Regions from separate parts of the Mus musculus genome. Here regions 2 and 3 are each linked to region 1. Evidence: chromatin loops called from intact Hi-C (ENCODE). Cell type or tissue: heart. All regions are shown on one strand. Each heading gives the region's core, and the rest is flanking DNA. Links, peaks and the distances in the headings are about the cores only.

Region 1 (7,833 bases), core at 1,247-6,246:
TTGATGCCTGTTTTAATTGGGGGAAATATTTTATGTGCCTGTTGTATGATTTAACCAAACAAACAAGCACAAAAATACTTTTCTACTAACAAGGGTAAAGAGCAGTCCTTTAGATGAACAGTTATGAGTGGATTTTATTTCTCTGAAGTTTCAAGATTGTGAAAATGGAGTTGGACCCAGAGAGTCCAAAAATAAAAAAAAAATTGAACAAGTAATGAAACATTTACAAGCTATTAGTCCCAAATAAAATAAATGCAAAATAGACAGAAATACTTTCCTTTTCAAAGGGATTGTAAAAACTATTTTTAAAATGTTAACAATGATAGTTGATGACTGTATCTGAAAGCCTACACAATAGACGTACTCATCTAACAGCTCATTTGCACAGCAAACGAAAATAAATGTTTAACTGCTGCAGTGAGGTATATAATTCAAATGGCTCCCTATGCTTATTGATTTCTTCTGAAAGTCGAAAGTATTTGCTAATAGTCAAGTGTTTGATTATCCATTCGGAATTTAAAACACGAATGTATTTATCTGTGTGCCCCAAAAGTTCCATCTTTGAATGTATTAGTGTTGCCATGGAATCTATTTAACAGTAACAACAAAATTTCTTACAACTGTCAGTCAAAACATTTCTTAGCAAATGGTCTACCAATTTCAGATGCTTAGTAAAATTATGATAATAAAAATAGAATGAGAGTTAAAATTAGGAAAACAAAACAAAACAAAACAAAACAAAAGGTTTTTTAGAGCCAACCAAGTAGCATAATGTTATTTTTCTGCATTTGGTTAATGGTAGCAAATTTAAGGATGTGTTTTAGCAAAAACTTGACATATTTGACGGCATTAATTTTTTACTATTAAAGGAAAGTGGTACATCAAATAGTATCTCAGCTATAAACTCAAGGATGAAAAGAACTTATGAGAATAAATTTCTAGAAACTTCTAACTTCCATGAATTTTAGTGTTGACTGATATGATCTATTCATACACTTCAATCCTTATTTCGAAAAGCAGTAATTTGTAAACAATGCCATTAATCACGATGTAAAATTACAAACAAAATCGACTCCATATATGCACACACGTATAAATTAACCCAAAGGTAATCATAATATATTTTTTAAAATTCTAATTTGAGTTTGTTCTACACCCAAGTGAACAATGTGCTACAGCATATCAAGAGGAAGCTGGCAGAGTTATAAGTATGTGATAAGCATACCAATTAAGGTAGTTCTAATTCTCATTTCTACTAACTGGTAATTCATCTGATTCTCATTGGCATGGCAAACGGAAAATACAAATGTAACTAAGATCAAACTCGTGCATTAAGTAGATTACTGTATCACAGGGGGCAAAAATCATGTGTGGTGGTGGAGATACAAAGATTGCTTTAAGACACTAGAGACACTTTCATCCACTGCCTGAACTTCAGAACTGCTTTGCACACTAAAGGTGTCTAATGTCTTAAGTTACTGGTTAAAATCGCTCATAAAATCTAAAATTGTTACCATCTAATAAGTAGGCTATCTTATTGCAACTTGTAAATGTAGCTCAAAAAAAAACCTTATCATATAAAATTATATAATAGCTCCCATGACAGAATTCAGGTGTGGGAACATCAGATTTAAAATCTGCTCCTTGACCTTCTTGCCTTCTTTTATGAAAACTCAGCCTTTATCTTATGGGGAAGCACTTAAATACAGTTATTTCATCATTCAGACATGTTTACAAACCAAACATTTCTATGAAAAGATTTGTTAAAGGCATCAAGGTACCACATAATCTTTTAAAATTATGTAATAAATATTAACAATAACAACAAAACAAACAAAAAATCCCCAAACACTAAGGTATTCTAATATACACAAAGACCTCACTTAAGTCAATATTAAACTTAATTCTATATACAAAACTTCTGTTAACAGGATGTTACTTACAGAGATGAACAGTTTTATGAATTCATCTGTTATTCGTCCCGACGGGTTTTGAAGGATCTCTCCATAGTGTATATTGCTCAGTTAAGACAGGACTCCTATTCTGGTATGCTGAAGAGGAAAAAAATGTCCTTAAATCTTCTTATTTCAGATTATTCTTATTCTATCACAATTTAGGCAGCAACAGGCAAAGATTCCACAATGACAATATGAGAAAGCAAGAAAAAAAAAACAAACCTGAAGGTTTATTTCATATTTACTGTATAAAGTCACTTTTGACATGCCTATACAACTGGTTGTGGCGGCTTTCAAACATGATTTCTAATATATGTATATATAAAAAATTGCTCCAGGTTCTTTGAGAGAAAGCTTGCCGCTGGGAAGTTGATTTTGGCAATTGGCCAAAATCATGTGCAAAGGGGCCTCATTAGGGATTCATGGCAGCCTTCAGTACTCTCAAAAAAATGTGACCCAACAGGCTAAATGAGCCACTAAAATTAAAAAGTAAGAGACAAAGACAACTTACTTAATATTCCTTCCAAAACATCATTAAACTTTTTCTTTTCTTTTTTCAGTACTCAGACCCACGTTTGCCGAATGCACCATCTCCTGCCCTCTAAGGTTCAAACAATTCCTCTTTAAAACTTGTCTATTTTCTTCGCCCGGAATGTTTTTCTTTCTGTGTCACTTTGCAAAGATTTCTCTGGGGATCAAACAATATCTATTGCGATCAGTTCAATCACAGAAAACGAAAACGTCGAAAGACCGACTACAGACTCCTGATTCAAGTTTTCAATAAGCGAACAAAAATAAGTAAGCAATCTTCGGTACATTTCAACTTCCACAGAAGGAAGCACACACACCCTGTAAACTTGCATCTCTTGTATGGGCCAATTTCACTGACAAACTTGGACACCCCCCCACCCCCACCCCCACCCACCAAAGCAGGTCTGATCCCGAAGTCTTACCTAGATGTCTTCTGGCTTTTCTGTAGATCAAAAAGTTTCCTGCCTAGGCACACAGATATTCTTTCTCACACACCATAGAGGCCCTTTTATGAATCCCACACTGTAACAGGCTGCTTTTCAACACCAGTTGAGAGCGCAGTGCGTCAGCTCTTGAGATAAAATTCATGGCTAACACACAATTAGTGGGAGAGGTTGTCTCCGGGAGAATTTATCTTAGAACGAAAGAAGCAGGAGCACAGCTATTTTTTCCTCTTTATCCCTCCCTTTCTTTCCCCTCTTTCTTTCTTTCTTTCTTTCTTTCTTTCTTTCTTTCTTTCTTTCTTTCTTTCTTTCTTTCTTTCTTTCTTTCTTTCTTTCTTTCTTTCTTTTTTTAAATAGCAAAGAGAGGAGGGTGCGGTCAGATGTTAGAATTTTGCCTGAGAAAAGGGCCCTACACAGCACTAGGACCCACTAAATACTAGCAGAGCAGCCCGGGAAGGGAGCCAACGGAAGGACTTTGTTTGACCCAGCTGCCAATCTCCCCCGAAGCCGTGCGCCAGACTAAACACTCACACTATTTTAACTCAAATCAGGCTACAGCAGCTGTTTGCTTTCCGGCTCTGAGTTCGGCACCCACATGGCCTGTGTGGTTCACCCGTGAGCTTTGCGAGCTGCCTTGCTGAAATCTGTTCCGGGGTGGGATTTATCAGTGGAAAGAAAAATTTAACCCTGCACCTCATGGTTAACAGAGATTGTTTGCTTCTCGGCTTTTGATCCGGTCACCAGAAAGTGGTTTTTCTTTTTATAATCTCTGAAAAATAAGAGTGTTAATTTTACACCCAGGGAGAGAGTTGGGATTTGAAAGTGAGGCTTCCGAACTGTTTTGCTTTGAAAGTTTTCTAACATGTTGAAATTAGCAGTGAAGTGTAGCAATAGCAGCGTGCTTTACTGAAACTTTAGGAGCGAGGCTGGTTTCTGCCTGTTCCTGTTCAACACCTTCCACCATCCAAGATGGAAAACTGGGGTTATACCAAGACTCAATAATGTCTCCTCGGTCGTCTCCTCCACTTTTAGAAAGTTCCTTCAGAAGCAACCATGAAGTAAAGCACTCTACATGCAAAGGCACATGCAACCCAAAGCACAAAGCAACCCAATTCACTTTCCTTAAATTTCCAATTACTTAACTACTTCAAGGCTTGAAATCTCATCAATGACCGTCGAAGACTAAAACGTGTCCATTGGTAGCATAGAGCAAAAATTCAATGAGAAGAAAGCCAGAGGAAGGCCAATATTACAATTATCAAAATTAGGAGGACTGGATTTGATAATTAAGATTAACTGCACAAAAAATAGATGGGCACCTCTGGCCATGTGGGGAACATTAGTCAGTAAATCCTTCTTTGTGTTGAGAGAGAGAAGCTATGAGATGAGCTACTATATATATATATATATATATATATATATATATATATATATATATATACTACAACTAAGTATTTTTACTCCTGGTAGACTGTGAAACCCTGAGGAAGAAAGCCAGCATCCTTTGTGTTGACTTTAGCTTTCATTGTTAAATCATGAAGAAATAACTAATATTTAAGGGAACGAATTTTAATCTGAATGTGGTGAGCACCAATGACATAGTTCTGAAACGCACTGTAAGTGTGCCTGGGATTGCTTTTCTGTGCGTTGTTTCATCTTTGCAGTTCTGAGTGCTTTTTCTACTAGCTGAATCTAGCCAGACATTCACTTTATTTGTTACATGGGTGCTATGTACACACATGTTCGTGTTCATTTGTATGTGCACCTGTGTGTTTATGTATTTGGAGATTAATAGTGGACTTTGAGTGTTTCCTAAGTCATGCTCCACCTTATTTTTAAAACAAGGTCTCACTGATTTACGAAGGTCACAGATTCTAGTCTATGAGATAGCTAGCAAATCTCGGGTACCATCTTGACTTTGCCTTCCCAGAGCTAGGATTAAACCATGCCTAGCTTTACATGTGGATGCTGGCATATGAGCTTATGTCTTCCTGATTATATGTGGCAAACACTCTATTGACTGAGTGATCTCAGCACAAAATTATGTACATTTTACTTAGTAAGCAATGTTATTTCTTCATATAAGATGTGGAAAAGATCCTGAGTGTCAATGAACTACCAGATCTTTGGAGTACACTCACACTGAAAGAGCCAGTTACTAGGAATATACGCCATGGTGACCATGCAGCCCAACTGAGTTCCTAATGTCCAAATCCATCGCTGTTTATGAAAAACTATAATTGATATCTTCCTCATTATTTCTTTGTTCATATGTTCTCTACTATTCCCAAAATTTCTGAGTTATATAATCTTGGCGTATGATGAATAATTTGATGGATTTAAATTTACAATGATTATTGAAATAAAGTTTAAAATATGTTTGATAATTTTAAAGATCGTATTATATGAAATTTATTAATTGGTTTCCAGAAAATTATTTACTGGCTAAGGAATAATATACAGTTCTCAAAGTAGAGTTTTATTCTTTTTGCCTAAGGTAGTAGATGGAAATGCATACAGATGCAGACATATTTATAAACACAGAGAATATTGACCAGGAAATACTTATGCTTAATAATCTGGATGACTTTGTAAAAGCTACATACTTTCAGCATGAACATTTTATTTTCTAGATCTAAAAATTTAAAACAACAATATGAACTAACCAGTACCCCCGGAGCTCGTGTCTCTAGCTGCATATGTATCAGAAGATGGCCTAGTCGGTCATCATTGGGAAGAGAGGCTCCTTGGTCTTGCAAAGTTTATATGAGTCAGTACGGGGAAAAGCCAGGGCCAAGAAGTGGGAGTGGGTGGGTAGGGGAGTGGGAGGGAGGGTCTGGGGGACTTTCGGGATAGCATTTGAAATGTAAATGAAGAAAATACCTAATTAAAAAATAAATAAAAAATAAAAAATAAAATAAATAAAAATGAAAAATTCTTGAAAGTAATATATCCTGTCATATATTTCATACTTTAAAAAAATTTTTAATTTTCTAATAGCTCATAGGAATGATAGATAATGCCTGTAAGAAAGTATGCAGAATTAAGTGTAATTATTTATATTCTTCAATAAAGTTATAAGCCCTAATTAAAGGTTTCAAAGGCAGAAAGACATCATCATAAGCATTTTACACAAGAAAAAATTAAAAGCAGAAGGCACGTGATAACTCACTGGATGCAGCAAGAAATACCTTAATGCAAAAACTGAGCAAACTCATAGGACGACATAAATAGGTAGACCAGTATATGTTCAGAAGATAGAATAAAAGTCCTCAATAAACCTTTGCAAGTCAAACTCACCAATTGATAACCTGTGTATACAAAATAACAAACACTAATTTCAGTGTTTAAAAAGCTAGTCAGCCTTTGAACATGAGTTGTTACAAACCACCCCATCAACACACTAAAGAAGAAAAATCGTATGGAATATTTATAAAGACAAAGCAATTGACAAACTCAATTTTCACTCATGATTAAAATTGAAAAAACAAGGAACAGAAGAATCTTCTGTCTAACTGATAATGAATATCTGTAAAAATCTATTGCTAAGGTCAAATCAAGGGTGGAGACATAGCTGGCATCCCATGTAAATATAGCTAGTGCAATAAGACAAGAAAAGTAGCTAACACATAAATATTTCAAAGGGATATAAAATCATATTTATTCATAAATTGATTGTCTTTATATAAGATACCAAGGCGAAAGTACCCTTTCTGAATACATGGTTAACACACAAAAGCCTTTCAGTTTATCAGCCACGAACTCTAGAAATTTCAAATTCCAAAAAAGTAATTTTCTATTTTAAAAGTGAAATATTTCAATTTAAAAGGAACATAGAGAACCGTAAAACACTGATATGTGTTTTAAGGGCCGGCTAAATACATGGTTTTGTGCTTTTGTTTAGCAGGTCTTGAGACAAACATATCATGGTCATAATGAGCATCGCTGGACCCAGATCTTTGTTTCTAACACATCTCTCTAGTTAAAGGAATCTTAGGAAAATGGAGATTAGTTGAAGGACTTGACAGGCATCTACAGGATGGGGCTCAAACATCTTATTGCAACAAAAAATATAAAAAATATAAAAAGCACTAGAAATAGAACAGAACAATGTGTTGGCAGTCAATTTCAAAGGATATAGATGACACTTAAGGTAGTTCAGACATGAAAGCTGGAAGAAATTGAACACAGGTAAAATAATACTGATATATTAATTTATCTATATCATATATATATGATATAGATAAAGATCCACATATATCTACACATACACACACACACACACACACACACACACACATAGACATACAGACACACACACACAAAATTTTCACCAGCCACCTATTTTTATGTCAGGAAATGATTATGCAAACACTTAGAGAGTAAGTAAATGTCTTTCACAAATAATTCAACATTCCATATGTATACCTTCCATTCTGGGGAATACAGCACTGCTTCCCACTCTTTCACAGCTGGTTTCTTTCCAAAGACTAAATAATGGAAGTAGAAGAAAGAACCAAGCACCTTTATAAAGGTGTTCCTTTCCCAAGTGCAAAACTCCAGTCTAGACACACAAAAAGTATCAGGAAACTTCTAACCGAAGGACAATTTTACCAAGCAAGTTATCAGTAAACCTCTGACGGATCAAGGGTACATGACATAACCAAATCTGAGAAACTATTCAAACCAAGTATAGTTTAGAGATACAGCTACTAATTGAAAGATGACATTTTAAATGAGATCTTGGAAGAAGAGCATCGATAAAAAGATGAGGCATCTTCAAACTGTGGACTACAATAGTGTATTATTAGCAAAGTTCCATTAATTCTAATCAATCTAGTATTTTCATAGGACTATATAAGAACTAGATGTGGGCTATGTAAGAATTACATCTTGAAATCATA
Region 2 (7,833 bases), core at 1,009-6,008, 56 kb after region 1:
TTGTAAGAAGTTAAAATTCATCCTTTGCTCCAAAAGAACATTTTTTCCATTAAAATCTCTCCTAAAGTAGGATAAACCCATGCTGTCTAATGCATATTAATTTTATAATATTTCTACCTTATTATTGTTTAGACTGAGATGGCTTAAAGGAAGTGTGACTTTTAATTGATGCAAAGATTTATGTCCAAAAATTTCATCCAAACAAACTTGTAAACTGTGGACTAAGCACTATCCCATTGTCTCCTCATGTACTAAAAGTGCCATTACAAAGAATATGCAAAAATTTCAACACTTGCTTGCTACTGGCTGCCTTGTTCAGCCAAGCACAAAGGAACACTTTGGCTTGCTTTGTGTCATTTATCAGCCCTCCCAGGTTTCCCCAGGCATATTCTGTACTTAAATTGACATTTTGCAATTTCTATTTTCGTTGAGAAAATTCAAAAATATATTTTTCAAAGACCTTTTCCAATGCTTAGTAGGAGGTGAAACAGTACTGGATATAGAATTGTTTAGCCGAAGGGACTATGTTGGGAAGTAGGCGATTTGGGGTTTGCTTGTAGATTTGTTTTTGTTTTTTGTCTTTGATTCACTGGCATATTGTTCCTGTTAATTTATCGTTTGAGAATTTCATTCATGCAGATACCCTGCTTTGATACGTCAATTTCCTTCAGAGTCGGCGATGCTATTAATAACATTTCTATGACAGTAGGAGGGGGAGGCAAAGGAAGCAAGGGGTTCATCTAAAATTTATACAGTGTTTAACCTATTTTTACATCTCAGCGTTTAGTTCTCAAGCTTATTTTGACTACAGTAAAAAGTGGATTGTTTTCTTGAATTTCTTGCAGTGGATGGCAACTTTCAGGTTTTATCTTCAATGTGCGAACAGTAACACAATCAGCCAGATCGTCACTGGCTCTAGATTTGTGCGTTTCTATGCATTGGGGGAGATTAACAGGTGTCTCAAGTTCTTTAGAGATCCCCACGATAAACAGGTCCATAAGGAGGAGCACTGGGATCTTATAAATGATATATATAAAACATTATAGAATAGATCTTCGTAGTTGCCTTAAATACATATTTCAGTGGAACAGTTCCATTTACATTGCTGTTTGTTGATTACCACACCCAGGTCTAGGATTTCTACACCATCTCCACTGAAAAGCTGCATTATTAAAACCACAGGTCTCATCTGTCCCTTCCTTCTACCTCAGTAACCATAAGCATTGGTATTTTTCTTTATCCATTTGCCTATTCTATTGACCCCAGACGGTGATACTATTACAATATTTCTCTTCCTGTTTCTGGCTTTTTTTTAATAGCATTATGCGAGCAAGGATCCTTCATATGAAGAATGTTAACAGGACATTCACTCTTATTTAAGGCTGAATAATATTCAAGTATATATATATACCACCTTTTTTCCTCAGTGATCATTTGGGATTTTTTCTTTCTAGGGAATTATTGTAAATAATGCTGCTATGAATGTAAATGTGCAAGTATATGGTTCTCACTTCCCTTTTGTGTCTATGCCCCGAATGTCAGGCTTTTGTTGCTACGAGACACTAGAAATGCATTTTTTAGGTACAGAATTCAGCAATTCCTTCATCCTTTTATTACTGCATCAGTCTGAATTCCATCATCCATTAAATAAAGTCTAATAATCGTATTCATAGACTTCATTGTGCAGCCTGTGCTTGATAGACAGCACTGGCTTCAAATCTTCCTGTTGCTCTTCGTCTAACATGCAAGTCTGGTTACCAAAACTGCAGAGTGATAGAAATTACTTTCATTTATAAAACACCATAAGAAGAAAGAATTTTCAGAAAGAGAATTAAAACATTTTATTGACAGTGCACATATTTAGTGATCAATGCCAACTTTGGTTCGTTACAGCAGCTCTTTATTTTGAAATCTTTCTAAATATGTTACTTGTTACTCTGAAAGTTCAATAGCGATACACCATCAATTGAAATTTAGTGCACTCCAGAGAAAGCATTAAACCTTAGTTTCAAAATTGAAGACGTATCAACTCATACAAACGTAGAGACCAACTGTATGAAAGGAATGTTTTCAGGTTAATGCATGCCTTTTCCTCCAACTACATCATCAACCTTTTCCTTTTAGTTAAAACTTTAGACGTATGAATATATCTCTCACTTTAATAATGCATCACAAACTATGGACGCCACACAGCTTTCAAGCTACATAAAGTTATTGATGGCACAATGATCACAGAATGCAAGCATGTGCAATATGATTTGTTTGCGAAACAATAGATATTTTATGGTCCATTTCCTCCACAGAATGCTCAAAACCTTATTAAGTTTACCCAGGGTCTTTGCCCTTTCATGTTCATATGGTTTATATGTGCTGTGGCATGATGTGAATTGGATGTTAAACTCTACACATTTTCCTTCCCATCTGCTCTTGGTTCAAGGCCGTAGTAAAAGAGAAAAGTAAATAATCCCAGCTTTTCTTTAATATCATTCTTCATGTTTCCCACACTCAACTGAATTTTATTACAGAATCAGTCTCTGACTTCCTATTTATTTTATCCTTCGGTCAAACCTCAAGGTAACACCTTTCATGGGTTCATATATTAAGTTTCTTTTATGGAAATGTCAAAATTGTCTCTGTACTGAAGGAATCCAGAGCACATGCTTATATGCGCCTATAAATTTACTCTGCGATACTTATTGGCAATGCTGACATTTAGTGCTCACTATGTCCTATATGTAATGCAAAACTGTAATTACTTTCTTTTAACGTATAAATATGTTTTATTTCAGGTCATTTACTTCTTATAGGAACCATGAACACTTCTCTGACTGTGCAAGTGTACTAATGATTCTACGCGTGTATACACAAGATATGATGTCTAAGCTTCAGTTTGCTTAGTTTCCTCCTGAGGTTGCATACAAGGTAGGGAGTAAACATATATATATTACCAATTAAAAGGAGTACTTCCTCATAGTATGAGTTAATTGCACAATAAAAAAAGTAGTCTGCGAGAGGTCTTCATTTCTGAGATTTCTCTGATAAACTACCCAAGGTTCTAGCTAGTCAAACTATTGCTGACCGTGAACGGCCAGAGATCATCACCATCAGTGAGTTAGGAATTCTAGCTCTTACAGCCCCGAATCTGGATAGATCCCCAACATAAAGTATACATTGTAACTTTTGAGCACATCTGGTCTACACTATCTTAAATCTTTGAGAGTCAGTTTTTTGAGCATACGGTAAACCACCTGCATTCAAGCATGTGAAGAGAGAACTGTGTCCTTTGAAAAGTAATATTTGAATTTGGTGCGTCTTCACAAGATGTGTCAATCAGATACATGGATGAAACCTCCACCCCTTTGTCTCCATACACGGACTTAGATTATTCATTGAACAGGCTCCTGAATTAGACGATATGAGGTTGTGTTTGCTATATAACTCCCTGCGATACACAAGCTCTGGCTTGCTCTTTATGTCCTGAATTTCCATGGCTCAGACAGAGGTGGAATAAGAACAAGGATTAGTTGTTGCCACTAGAGGGCAGTAACAACAATTTAATAATACAAAGCATGTTCCTGCTTGTCCCCAGCACAGGGAAACAATGAGTTTGTGTGGGTGAGGTCTTAGGAACCTCTGGTTCTAAAAGAAGGAACAATGCCTTAGAGATAAATTAACTAAAACTCTTTTATTGCCATCGTGTTCAAATCACACTTTGCGAGGCTTTCAAGGTTAAAAAGTCTTGTTTGCATGTCCTACTCCTAACTATGAGAACAGGCTATTTTCTCTGGTAAGAGCTTGAAAATAGATGGCTGTTTATTAGAAGTAGGCTCTCAGCATAAATATTGAAAGAAATTCATTACTGTGGATTTAAGACCTTTCACTTTTTTATGAGAGTATACATACACAATTTCTAAGTGCAAGTGTTCAGAATTTTCATGGAAAATCATACTGGATAGACAAATTCGTCTTTTACTAGGTATCTCCCTCATAAATTCTCTATGAGCACCATAAGAAAATGCTCCATCAAGCTAAACAGTAGGAGGGAACACACGAGTTCGAATAAAAGGATGTAGGATTCTAGCACCTACAAATTCAATTCTATTGATATCCTCGTTAGCATTCAAATATGTCTGCTTGCTATTCTGAGGGTTTCCACGTGAATATTTAGCAATTTTCTCAAGGAAAGGGAAGAGAAGCTTCTTAATCAAACTGTAAGTTCCTTTGCAGATATAATTATGCAACCTCATTGTCATTCTTGATGCTCCAGGAATTGAGAAACACATGTTAATGTTGATCAGATCTGCCCTGTAATGACCCATACGACACTGGAAAGTGCAAACTCAATGCTCCTCTGACCATGAGGCGCCCCTAACTCTGTCAGAGTGGTCATTTACTGATACTTTTATATCTAACGAGATATAAAGAGCAAATATATAGATATACATATATATAGATAGACAGATAGATATAGATATAGATATATAGATATATAGATATATAGATATTAGATATGAAGACACCCATAGTGTATTATTCGAGTCAATATGTACAAAATCACAAAGTCAAGTGAGGTTTATACACATTTCTAGACGCTTACACTCTGTCCTTGTGCTTCCCTTTTATGGTGGGTACCTGGAATTACTCATAAGTACCTGACACCTTCACCATGCTGTAAGCTGCCCTGCGCCCTGCTCTAGACTGATTCCCAGAAGAAACAGATGGTTGGGAAGTGGGATGGATGCTAAAGCAACAGCCCCATAGCGAGAACTGGGAAACTGAATCCAATCCAACTTGAAAAGGTTTGCACGAAGTCCAACCGAGGTTGCCTTGGCTTATCCAAGACAATGATTTCTACATTTCCAAAAACTATTGTTTTATTTATTTAGCTCTCAAGGATGATGTGTTTGGTTTGTATTTAGAGCTATGCAGTAAATAAATAAAAAAAACCTATATTACAAAAAGGCAAGGTCTAGAGATTCAACCTTGACAGTCTGGCGAGTGGGTATTGTAATGTTACACAATCTGACAGTATCTAGGTGCTTACATATGGTATGCTAGACATCTTAGGTGTGTTTACATACTGAGGAAGAGCATGAATGGCTAAATGAAGTAGTTTTCAGATTGACAAAAATCTGAAGGCATGTAAGTTCTGGGCCATTGAGGGATAGGCCTGAATTTACATTTCTGTGTCTGAGGACTTCACTCTGTTTGTCACATAAATATTCATGAGAATTTATTTATTTCTAGAATTAGTCCATGAAAGATGTGTTTCTGGATAGGTGTGCATCAATATTGACACATGCAGTCTGAAAGTGTTGGTACTTCTCAAACTCAACTTTCCCATTGTGTTTGCAGCTAAAATCCATAATGAGTTCAGTATCAAACCAGTCAGTGGATGGCCACTTCTCCTTGGAGACTAGCCATAATTTCAGTTCTCTTCTATCGTGGGCTTGGACACAGACCTACATACTCATTTATGATTAAACTGGAGATACTTATTAAAAGGTAAGTATGAAGAATCATTACATTTTTCAGGACAATGATAATAATTTTGAATGGTCTCATATTTTTTCTTTTAACTTAACACATAGTGTAGAAACAAAACATATGAAATTTTCTAAACTACTAACATTCAGGTGCCAGACCTAAAAGAAAAAAATTCAAGAACAGCTTGTCTGTTTGGCTTTATCCCTTTGTTCACAAAATAATGTATTTAAGAACATAAATCATTACTTGACACTCGAGTTAGAAATGAACAATATACATCACATTTCCAGACCAAAACAAAAGCAAGCAAGCAAGAGAAAAACCAACAAAAATATCACACCCGCAATAAAAGATAATAACAAGGAAAAACTCCTGAACTCTGTACTTCATGAAAGTTGTTTAAAGTATGTGAGTTTCAATAAAACCAAAGAAGCAGTTGTGTGTGCCTGCAGAGCTCACAAAGGACTAATTTCCAAACACTTTTCTGCATCCAAAGTGCTGATATTTTCCCTGAGGCTTCCATTACAACTTTGATCATGAAAACAATAGTAACAATGCTGAAGAAGAAGAAGAGACTAGAACTCAGCATTTACAGTGAGCTTGCCAAACACCAGCACGGTAATAAAGAATCCATATTTTACTCAGGGCTGTGGTAAATGACTGTCCCACATAGTAACTCACAGCAACACAACAACTTCAATTACCTGCTCAAGAGCACAATTCTATCAAAGACGAGGAAAGGGTCTTGTTGATGGGTACCAAGAAGGAAGAGTCATTATTCTTTAGGGATACGGCAGTGGGTGGATTGCTCATACTCCCATGAGCGTTCATTATATGGCCATCAGTAAGTAAACTCACCGGACTATTAATAGTAACAACAAAAAGGAGAATGTAAAGTTTGAAAGCAGACAGCTGGGTGTGCTATAGGAAGTGGAAGAGAGAGTGGCAATTAGAGACGAGCAATAGGCGTTATGTAAGTGTGTGAAACTTTCAAAGAAGAAAACTATTATTTTAAAAGTTAAATTAACTCCTGAGAGTATTTTGTCCTTCTTAGAAGGAGAACAAAATACTCACAGAGGCAAATATGGAGATAAAGTGTGGAGCAGAGACTGAAGGAAAGGTCACTCAGAGACTGTCCCACCTGAGAATTTAATCCCATATATGATTACCAAACGCAGACACTATTGTGGATGCCAAGAAGTGCATGCTGAAAGGAACCTGACATGGCTGTCTCCTGAGAGGCCCTGCCAGAGCCTTAGAAATACAGAGACGGATGTTCACAGCCAACCATTGGACTGAGCATGGGGTCCCCACTAGAGGAGTTAGAGAAAGAAGTGAAGGGGTTGAAGGGGTTTGCAAGCCCATAGGAAGAACAATATCAACCAACAAGACTCCCCAGAGCTCCCAGGGACTAAGCCATCAACAAAAAAGTACACAAGACTCCAGCTGCATCTGTAGCAGAGGATGACCTTGTCATGCATCAATGGGAGGAGAAGTCCTTGGTCCTAGATGCCCCAGTGTAAGGGAATGGAGGTGGTAGTAGGTGTGTGGAGGGAGGATGTGATAGGATGTTTCTGGGAGGAAGAGAAACCTGGAAAGGGGATAACATTTGAAATGTAAATAAAGAAAATATCCAATAAAAAAAAAGTTAAATTAAAATCGCTCCCTGTAATTCTTTCTGCTTATAAGCATCTACTATAAACACATCTGTTCTCTGAGGAACTACCATAACTTCTCAACCTCCTTCAGGCACTTTTTATCTAACATAGGAAAACCTTTAAAATGTAAGCCATTTCATTTACTTCGACTAAATGCCTTGAATGGCTTCTATTTTAACTAACACTCAATAGTTCTGGACCAGAAAAAAATATGACTCAAAAGGTAAATGCGCTTACCACCAAGCCTGACAGCCTGCATTTGATCCACCGAACCCACAAGACAAGACGGGGGAGAACATCAAATCCTACAAGAGGTCCTATGACTTCCACAAACTCACCATTATTCCAGTTTGATGACACAGTTTTGCATACATCGGCGCACACACATGCATACACACATACACATGGAAGCATACCTGCACATGCACATGTACACACACACACACAATCTCAAACAGAAATCAATAAATGTAATAAAACGAAGGAACATGGTTTTTGCCATGACACAACAGGGGCTCACATTTTCTCACCGTCTCTGTATTTCTGTACAAAATAATTGCATCGTTCCTGTCTTCCCTCTGCCTGGAATGTTCCTTTCAGGTTAACAACCACAACATAACCTCCTTCTACTCTCAGGCTTCTTTTCAGCTACTACCAATTTCAAAAACTTTTTCCCAACCAATATAAT
Region 3 (7,833 bases), core at 1,009-6,008, 95 kb before region 1:
AGTGACTGTATTTATTCACATAAAACTCAGTTAATGATTTTTGAGATTTAGTCACATTATAGCTTTTTATAAACAAATGAGGTCTTGTTGACTAGGTAAAGAACACAAAACCCACAAATTCTAGATGTACAGACATGTGCCTACAGTGGGGATGAAATTAAACTTTTACAGCAGTGAGGAAAAGATATGGTATCAAAAAACCCTAAAATCAATGACATGATCGGTGTTATTCCTGCTATTCTGGAATATTTGTAGTCGCTTATATCACACCAAGGAGCATACATTCCCTTTCAACAAAACACATTTAAATCTATTTCCCAAGAACTATATCCTTTCAACAAAATACACAGCTACATATAATTCCTCTGTTCAACAGGTTGAAATGAAATAAATGATTCTTAATTCTGTCAGCTACTACACTGTAAGAAAGCAAGCCAGTAAGCACACATGAAGCCAGTTACATGTACATTTTTAGGATTCTAAGCTCATCTGAAGCAAAATTATAAGTTGTACAATCGTTAATCATTGCACTCATATCTAAAATGATTTAGCTTTTCTTAATTATATCTTCATTGTGAAAAATAATACTGCATAGTAATTACTTCATGATTTGGCATGTTTTGAAATAAATAAAAATAGAATGTATTTTCTCCAGTTTAATACAGATAATTTGGCCTACACAAATTTTCACCATTATTTATTTTCAAATCATTCTCCTACTTATTAAAACTGTAGTAAATAATCAACAATCATGCATCCAATTGTAGTAAAAGTATTTCCTTATATATTTATACATTTTATGTTTAAAAAAAAGAAAGAGGAAACACTGGCTGTAGCTTTTATTACTACAAAATATACTTTGACATTATTGTCTTACTAGATATATGGAAAAGATTAAAAATAAACTATGAGCTTATACTTTTCTATCAGATTTTTACTTCCTTTTATAATGTATAACCACTGAGAACATATTTTCCTTTTCATTAAATAGCTTCCTATTCAACCATCTTGTACCTGAATTGTATAAATCAACATACACATATGTCCTCAGAATGATGGACACTGGGCATTGATCACAAAACCAAACAAAAGGTTGACAAAGGCAAGTAATACTGTAAACTCTTGAAGGAAAACCATCAGTGAAAATCCCAAATACGTAGCTTCATAAAGGGAAGGACCATTTCTTATACCAAACACAGACATAATCATTTTCTCTTTAATATTCTAAGATTAATTACTCTCTACATTTGTGCCTTTTCGTTTTACCTGAGATGATTTTCTCCTGTGGTCATTCTCTTCTCTTCTCATATGCACTTTAAGTGTTCCCCTAAAACAACCACAAAAGGAAAAATATCAGACAACTGCCACCTACAGGGATCATCTGTGTAGATTGGGAGCAAAGGAAGGAGGTGGCCGGGAAGACAGGACAATGTCAAAATGGGGGAAAGCCTTAAAAGTCTATTCCTTAAGGCTTGGCAGGGTCTGAGGGCCCCACCCCAGGATACTCATATGACACAGAAATACTTTCACAGTTTGCAGCTACATGTTCATTCTGGTTGGTGTTGCTTTCCCGGGAACAGTTCTCAAAGTGAAAGGACGTGTCTCTTACGGAAGCGACTGGGTTCTTCACAATGAAGGGGTGAAAGCTGAAAAGAGCTTTGGATTTGGCATGGAGCTTAATAAGATAATTAAGAGTGTGGAGATTAATGGCTCCTAAAATAAGATTCAAAATAATGTTTTTTAAACTAAAGAATCATGAAACATGAAAACAGGTTTATCAATATTAATTAAGCCTTTGGAAGTTGGCTTTCTAATAACAAAGGAGGAAGAAGAGCTATTCTGCAAATAATTAGTGAATAATAACCGATAAAGTCAATAAAACATTGCTTCAAATATTATCTTTATATTAGGTCTGGGTAACTGTTAATCCTTTCATAATATAACTGAAAAGAAGACAGAATTAACCAGCTGTATAATATTTCTCTTTGTTTATCCTTGATGTTTATGATATCATGAAATATAATTTTAAAATCATAACAATTATGCTAAAGTTTTCTTCTCATAGCTAATATTATCATGCCAGTTCTTAGTATGAACATTGTAATCTTCATTGATACACACTGCATATCTCAAAACGTTTTTTTCTTTTTAGAGATTTTCTTGCATGTTTAGAAACATTGTTTAGTAAAGAAGTTTTTAAAGGGGGCATATCATTTAACCCTCTACCACTAAAATAGGAAAAGCTGCATTTTGTTACAAGACGTTGACTTGCTCAGCAATTTCCTTCTACAAATAGAGAAAATAATTAGAATGCAATGTATTCACCTGCCGAGCCAAAGCAACTCTGAACTTGAAAGCAAGTTTGTACAGACTTTCCCCACCACAACAGTGAAGGGCAACTTCCAACGCTTCCCAACTGCTCTAGGGCAAATTCTTTTTCCTTGTATTTTTAGAAGTAGAATTATTAAGGAACAAGCTATTTTTTTTACTTCGCAACGGAGAATCCGCTCTGTTTATTCCCATCTCTCCTCTACTGAAACCGGCATGAAAAGAAATTTTATTTAGCATTATATGGATGCATTTTTGAAGCAAGATCTCTTTTTAGAACTTCGAGAAATTTCTTCTTTTGCATTTAAAATTAGGAGTCACAGAAAAGGTTTTACTTTCCTTACTACTACTGATTCCCAAGCCCGTTTCTCCACAAAATATATTACTGGACACAAAAATCAGAGATAACACACACTACTGTCTGCCTAAAACTTCTGTGAACAACCAAAGCAGGAGCTTATGTCTATAGAGAGTTTTCTTATTCCAGTTTAGTGTCTACGCTAATCACGATTAGAGTAAGAAAGCAAAAGAAAAAAGTGTAAAGTGGGTAATGAGTTAATAAGAACAAATTGAAACTGCAAGGAGTCTAATTTATGGAATAGAAAGCGTAAAAAGAAACAAAAAAAAAGTTATACCTGGTATGAAAGTGCGGGTTCACCAAGTGCAATGTACTGCTCTTAGGCCATTGTTTTTTGAAATAATAACAAAAATAAATAAATAAAAGAAAGAAGGGTCATAGATTTGTGTTGCCTTCCAAGCTGCTTAACGAAGCCCGATGTCTCAGGAGTTAGACAAACCAAAGTTTGCTTTTTTGGGTTTGTCTCGGTTTGCATTTTTGGTTTGTTTTTGTTTTCACGCAGGCATTCCGCATCATTATCAGTATTTTTCAGCACTCTGGCGAATACTGAGAAGCTCAGGGTTTTTGTTTGGTTTGGTTTTTTGTTTTTGTTTTGGATTTTTTTTTTTTCTGTTTCTTCTGGGCTCCCGGTATTTCTCAGAGAAGGAGGTCCAGAGGGCTTGTCTTCATTCTCTTCCTTCTCCATATTCCAGGCACAAAGCACTGCGCAGAATCTGCACCAATCGTTGCCACCGACTGGCAGCAGAATGGTAGAAGGTGGGAGAGTCCCGGAATCCTTCCAGGCTGACTTGAGAAACGAGGACTGCACACGTTCGTCTCCCGAACCGAAGGGGTGAAAAGGCTGGGTGCCAGTTTGCTACTCGGCTGCAATGATCTCATGCTCACTGCTCTGTCGTCCTGTCCGACCAGTTCAAATGCCTGTTCATTATAAACCAAATACATACATACATAAATAACCCAAACTACTTGAATTCTTCAGTAACCAAAAGAAGAAAAAAAAAAGGAAAAAGAAAAGATATTAACATAAAAATTAAAAAACAAAACAAAACAGCAGTCAGGAAAGGTAAAAAAAAGAAAGAAAGAAAAGAAAACAAAAGAAAAAAAGCACATACAATTTAGGATTCACTTGTTATGCCTCAATATTCTGTTATTATTTTCCTTTTCTCTCTCTCTTTAGAGATAAGCAGCCGAATTTATCAGGCGTGAAAGGGACAGCCTCCTGGTGGCCTGCCAAAAGCCCAGAATAAAGACGAGGTTGTGCTTCAAAGCTCAGTTGCTTGCTGAGACTGGCTAAAGTCAAGTCTTAAGATCCACCATTTTCTGATCCTTGCTAGAAAAGAAGAAAAAAGTCAGGGCCGTTTGCTGCTTCCAAGTCTCCGTTGGCACCATCACAAAATCTCAGTCGTCAGGTCACATGATTCTCTGCCAAATGTAGAGTGAGGCATTCCCATCAACCATTCTGCTGATACTGCGAAGGCAGCTATTGTCTCGTTTAGACCCAAAGTTCAGCCCACTCTTCATTGAATTAGCTGAAAAACGCATCACCTTTGGGGGCTGGGAGTCATGGAAACGTCTACCTGGCAAGCTGCCCACTTTTTCTGCCCATCAACCAGAGATGGGATTGTGCTGCTTAACGCAGTCATGACTTGGAATGTGAAGAGTGGTCCAAAGTGAATCTCATTCTTACAACGCCTGTTTCATTTGCACAGAAAACTCTGGCTCATAGGAGAGAGGGAGAGGGAGGGGAGGGGGAGAGGGAGAGAAGGAGGGAGAGGGAGGGAGGGTGAGAGAGAGAGAGAGAGAGAGAGAGAGAGAGAGAGAGAGAGAGAGAGAGAGAGAGAGAGATCTTTCCTACAAAAAATTAGCAAATAAAGGTCTGAACATGCTTACTTTGCAACTTTGTTTCTCAACGCACCCGAATGGTTCTCAAACCGGAAGACTGAATGCCCTGCCCTGCGAGTTTTCGTCATTAAAGGCATATCTGTTTTCTTGTCTTTCTTTCTTTTTTTTTTTTTTTTGTAAACGCAACAAGCCTAGCACATTTGTTTTATTCTCCCACTTTAAGACTTTGAAACAAAACCAAACCTCCCAGTTTTCCTTTTTGCATTTTTATTACTTTCTGATTTTTATCTAGCACCAATTTTGTGCTACATGGCCACAATATCCACTAGCAACAGAGATGCATTATTGCTACCATCTCCAACAAAGTGGTCCCTTGAGAGGATGGGGTGTCTCTTCCAGCAGGCAAACCCCTGCAATTGGGTCTTGCGATAATCCCCATCACTACCTAGCACAGCTGCTATGCAAGTTTTCGGAGATTGACACATGTGAGAAGTGTTCTTTCTGTTCTCTGACTGGCTGCGGGTTGCCTGTGTGGCATGAAAGATGCCTTTGAAAGATTCAGGGAGCATATCAACAGCTCTTAGGCAATAAAATGAACAGCTTCCCCCTCCCTGGTGAATTTCCATTCTAGCATGCAATGAGATTTTTTTCCCATGTACAAACATTTCCATACTTCCTAACAAGAGTGGAGTGAATTCAATCTTTAAATATTCCCTTAAGCAGAATGTTAAGCCAAGTAGCAGAGCAAGCATCGTTAACATATAAGTCAAAATTCAGAGGACAATGCAGAAGACCTACATTTTCATACATGATTGAAAAATTTGTAGTGATTGTATATTAAAGTCACTTATGTTTGTAGTAAGTCTAGAATTATGTTCATTGCCTTATCTGAGTAATGGATCCATGTCCCTCTCCAGGAATGCACATATATTAAATATTATTTGATAGTTAAAACACGACTTGCCTAAACATTATTTGTGAAAGTCAGAACTCGGAAACATCCCATCAATGGATTTAAAGGTTATTATCTTATTCACGAGGTCACTTTAGGAGCAGTAAGGGGTGAATATCACATGCCCATATGGGAAACATCACAAAATCCGGCCTGTCTGTAATTGAAAACTGCACGAAGTTCTACACAGTAGAACTTGACCTTAAACATGTGCTGAAGTTTGCGATTGTTTTTCTCCTAGACTGAAAAATCCTGGGCAACGTTTTCTAGAGTCTTAACCACAGCACTAAAGAGTGTTGGGTAGGGAGAATTGTACAATGCATATTTAAAGCCCTGTATGTTCAGGATGCACAAAATAGGTGACAGACATAGAATGAGAAGTGTAAATTTGTAGTGACCGTTCAGTTATGCGGCAATTAAGCACTAGTGTTTGATAGGTTTTACACTGGGTATAGGGGACTAGCGCTAGAGACTCCTATGAGGTGTCATTCAGTAAATACTTTTAAATAAGAAAAGCCCGTGGTAAAGTAGCTAAGTTGGTATCCAGAGGAAATTTATTAAGGTGAAACTCTTTATGAAACAAGCAGGAAGATATTGAAGAACAGAAAGGAAATGCATATTAAATATAAATTACCTATGGAAGTCTTTCCTCAATCCGAACTATTCCCTTTCAGTAAAAACTCATTAATTAGGTTTTCACAATTTTATGTTTAACTTCCATAAATTAACTGATATAAAAGTTGTATGGTGGCCTCGCAATTCCAAATGAAAGAAACAAAGAAAAAGAAAGAAGCAAACTTTTGTGTTTAAGAGCATGGAATAAATATTTTTATTTAAATCTTCTATTAAATACCACCAATATATCCCAAAGAATATGTATAAAACAGATAGAAAGAGACTGTGACAGACTGAGGACTGGCATGCCCATAATTCCCTTCACCTTTTGACTGGTGTTTGCTGGTTTGTTTGTTTGTTTTCAACTCTTTGGTTTTTGTTTGTTTTTCAGTCATGGCATCAGAAGAACAGTGGCCCACAGGGACAGTAATTATTGGGACAATACTGTTTTAATTTTTCTTTCCACTTTGTTTTTTTTTCAAGACAGGGTTTCTATGTGTAGCCCTGGCTATCCTGACACTCACTGTATAGGCCAAGCTGGCCTGGAACTCAGAGATCTGTTTGCCTCTGCCTCCCAGGGTCTGGGTTTAAAGCCATACACCACTATTCCCCAGGAAGGAAATTGCCATTTTCTATAGCCAAATACCACAGAAGGAACTGTAGCTGAATTCTAACCCACACTTAAAAATATCAGCTTGAAAGCCAAAATGCTGCCAAGATAAAATAAAGAGTCCAGATGTTCTTTGCCCAACATCACTGGAATAGTATAAGACAAGTCTAAAGAAGAGTTAATTAAGGTGGCTTGGAGGGAGGGGAAATAAATGAAAACAAATGTAATCACACACACACACACATACAAACACACACACACACACACACACACACACACACGCACACACTCACACATGCATAAACACTCACAAAGATGCCGTGGGAGAATGCATTAGTTTTAGGCTAATACAATCTGGAGTTTAAAATAAATAGATAGATAAATGATAAAAAAGAAATTAAAGAGTTAAAATAGTTTTAAAGTTTCTAATAAATACATCTTTGAAATATAGAAAAAAGGTAAATGAAATAAAAATATAAGCCTAGAAAACAAACCTCAGAACATTAACAACTGAAATAACACAAGGAGTGATACATTTGTTTAAATATCGATTAATTTTAAAACAAGATTTTGTGGTGGAGTTTAAGTTGTTCACAAATTCCTGTCTCCCTGTCCCTATCTTCTGACTAGTGGTGTTTCAAGAGTGAGGTGGGTTTTGGATTTTTATTTGTTTTTTTTTTTGTTGTTTGTTTGTTGTTGTTTTTGTTTTGTTTTGTTTTTGTTTTTGTTTTTTGCTACAATACGCTCAAAATACACATCAATTGACAGAAAATTAGAGTGCTATTTCCAAGTACTTTAACAGTACAATATGTGTTTAAGTAACCCATGGGTTACAGAGGACGTGGTAAGCAAGACAAACAAAAGGAAACCATAACATATTGAGGAAAAGAAAGAAAAACTGGAAATGTAAAAAATTATCAGATGCCTTTATGGTAGTGTTCAAAAGGAAATTAATCATAGTAAGGGTATACATTGACAATACCTCAAATCTGTCCTCCACACTCTAACCTCAAAACCCATAATGATAGCCTAAGCAGAGATGGGAAGGAGACTTGAATATAAACAAATGAATTTAAAAACAGAAAGAAAGTCAATGAAATAACATTTGGGTTCTTTTATGGTACTCAT

The links. Peaks named below come from ENCODE experiments on the same cell type or tissue, not always from the same donor. Only the 100,000 strongest peaks of a DNase experiment are listed, where the experiment ranks them.
Region 2: a loop joins it to region 1, with 2.0 times the contacts of the local background. A loop is called at or near these places in 2 of 42 quality-filtered maps.
Region 3: it touches region 1 in a loop (7-fold over the local background); 14 of 42 quality-filtered maps call a loop at or near these places.

Annotation. Positions count from the first base shown.
Region 1 is chr16:77,495,721-77,503,553 of GRCm38, reverse strand. Mir99ahg (Mir99a and Mirlet7c-1 host gene (non-protein coding)) reads right to left here. Exons shown (of 5, transcript NR_015543.3): 4 at 1,944-2,051. Among named protein-coding and RNA genes, the nearest start is that of 9430053O09Rik, 79 kb to the right of the region's middle. In heart, for the core only: no CTCF peak of the experiment used is centred there; DNase peaks (open chromatin) are centred at 3,033 and 3,463; H3K4me3 peaks cover 2,674 bases; H3K27ac peaks cover 2,947 bases.
Region 2 is chr16:77,439,950-77,447,782 of GRCm38, reverse strand. The region is part of intron 2 of Mir99ahg (Mir99a and Mirlet7c-1 host gene (non-protein coding)); the gene reads right to left. Among named protein-coding and RNA genes, the nearest start is that of 9430053O09Rik, 23 kb to the right of the region's middle. In heart, for the core only: a CTCF peak has its summit at 3,524 (motif pointing right); no DNase peak of the experiment used is centred there.
Region 3 is chr16:77,590,393-77,598,225 of GRCm38, reverse strand. No RefSeq gene overlaps it. Among named protein-coding and RNA genes, the nearest start is that of Mir99a, 4.6 kb to the left of the region's middle. In heart, for the core only: a CTCF peak has its summit at 1,401; DNase peaks (open chromatin) are centred at 3,485 and 4,115.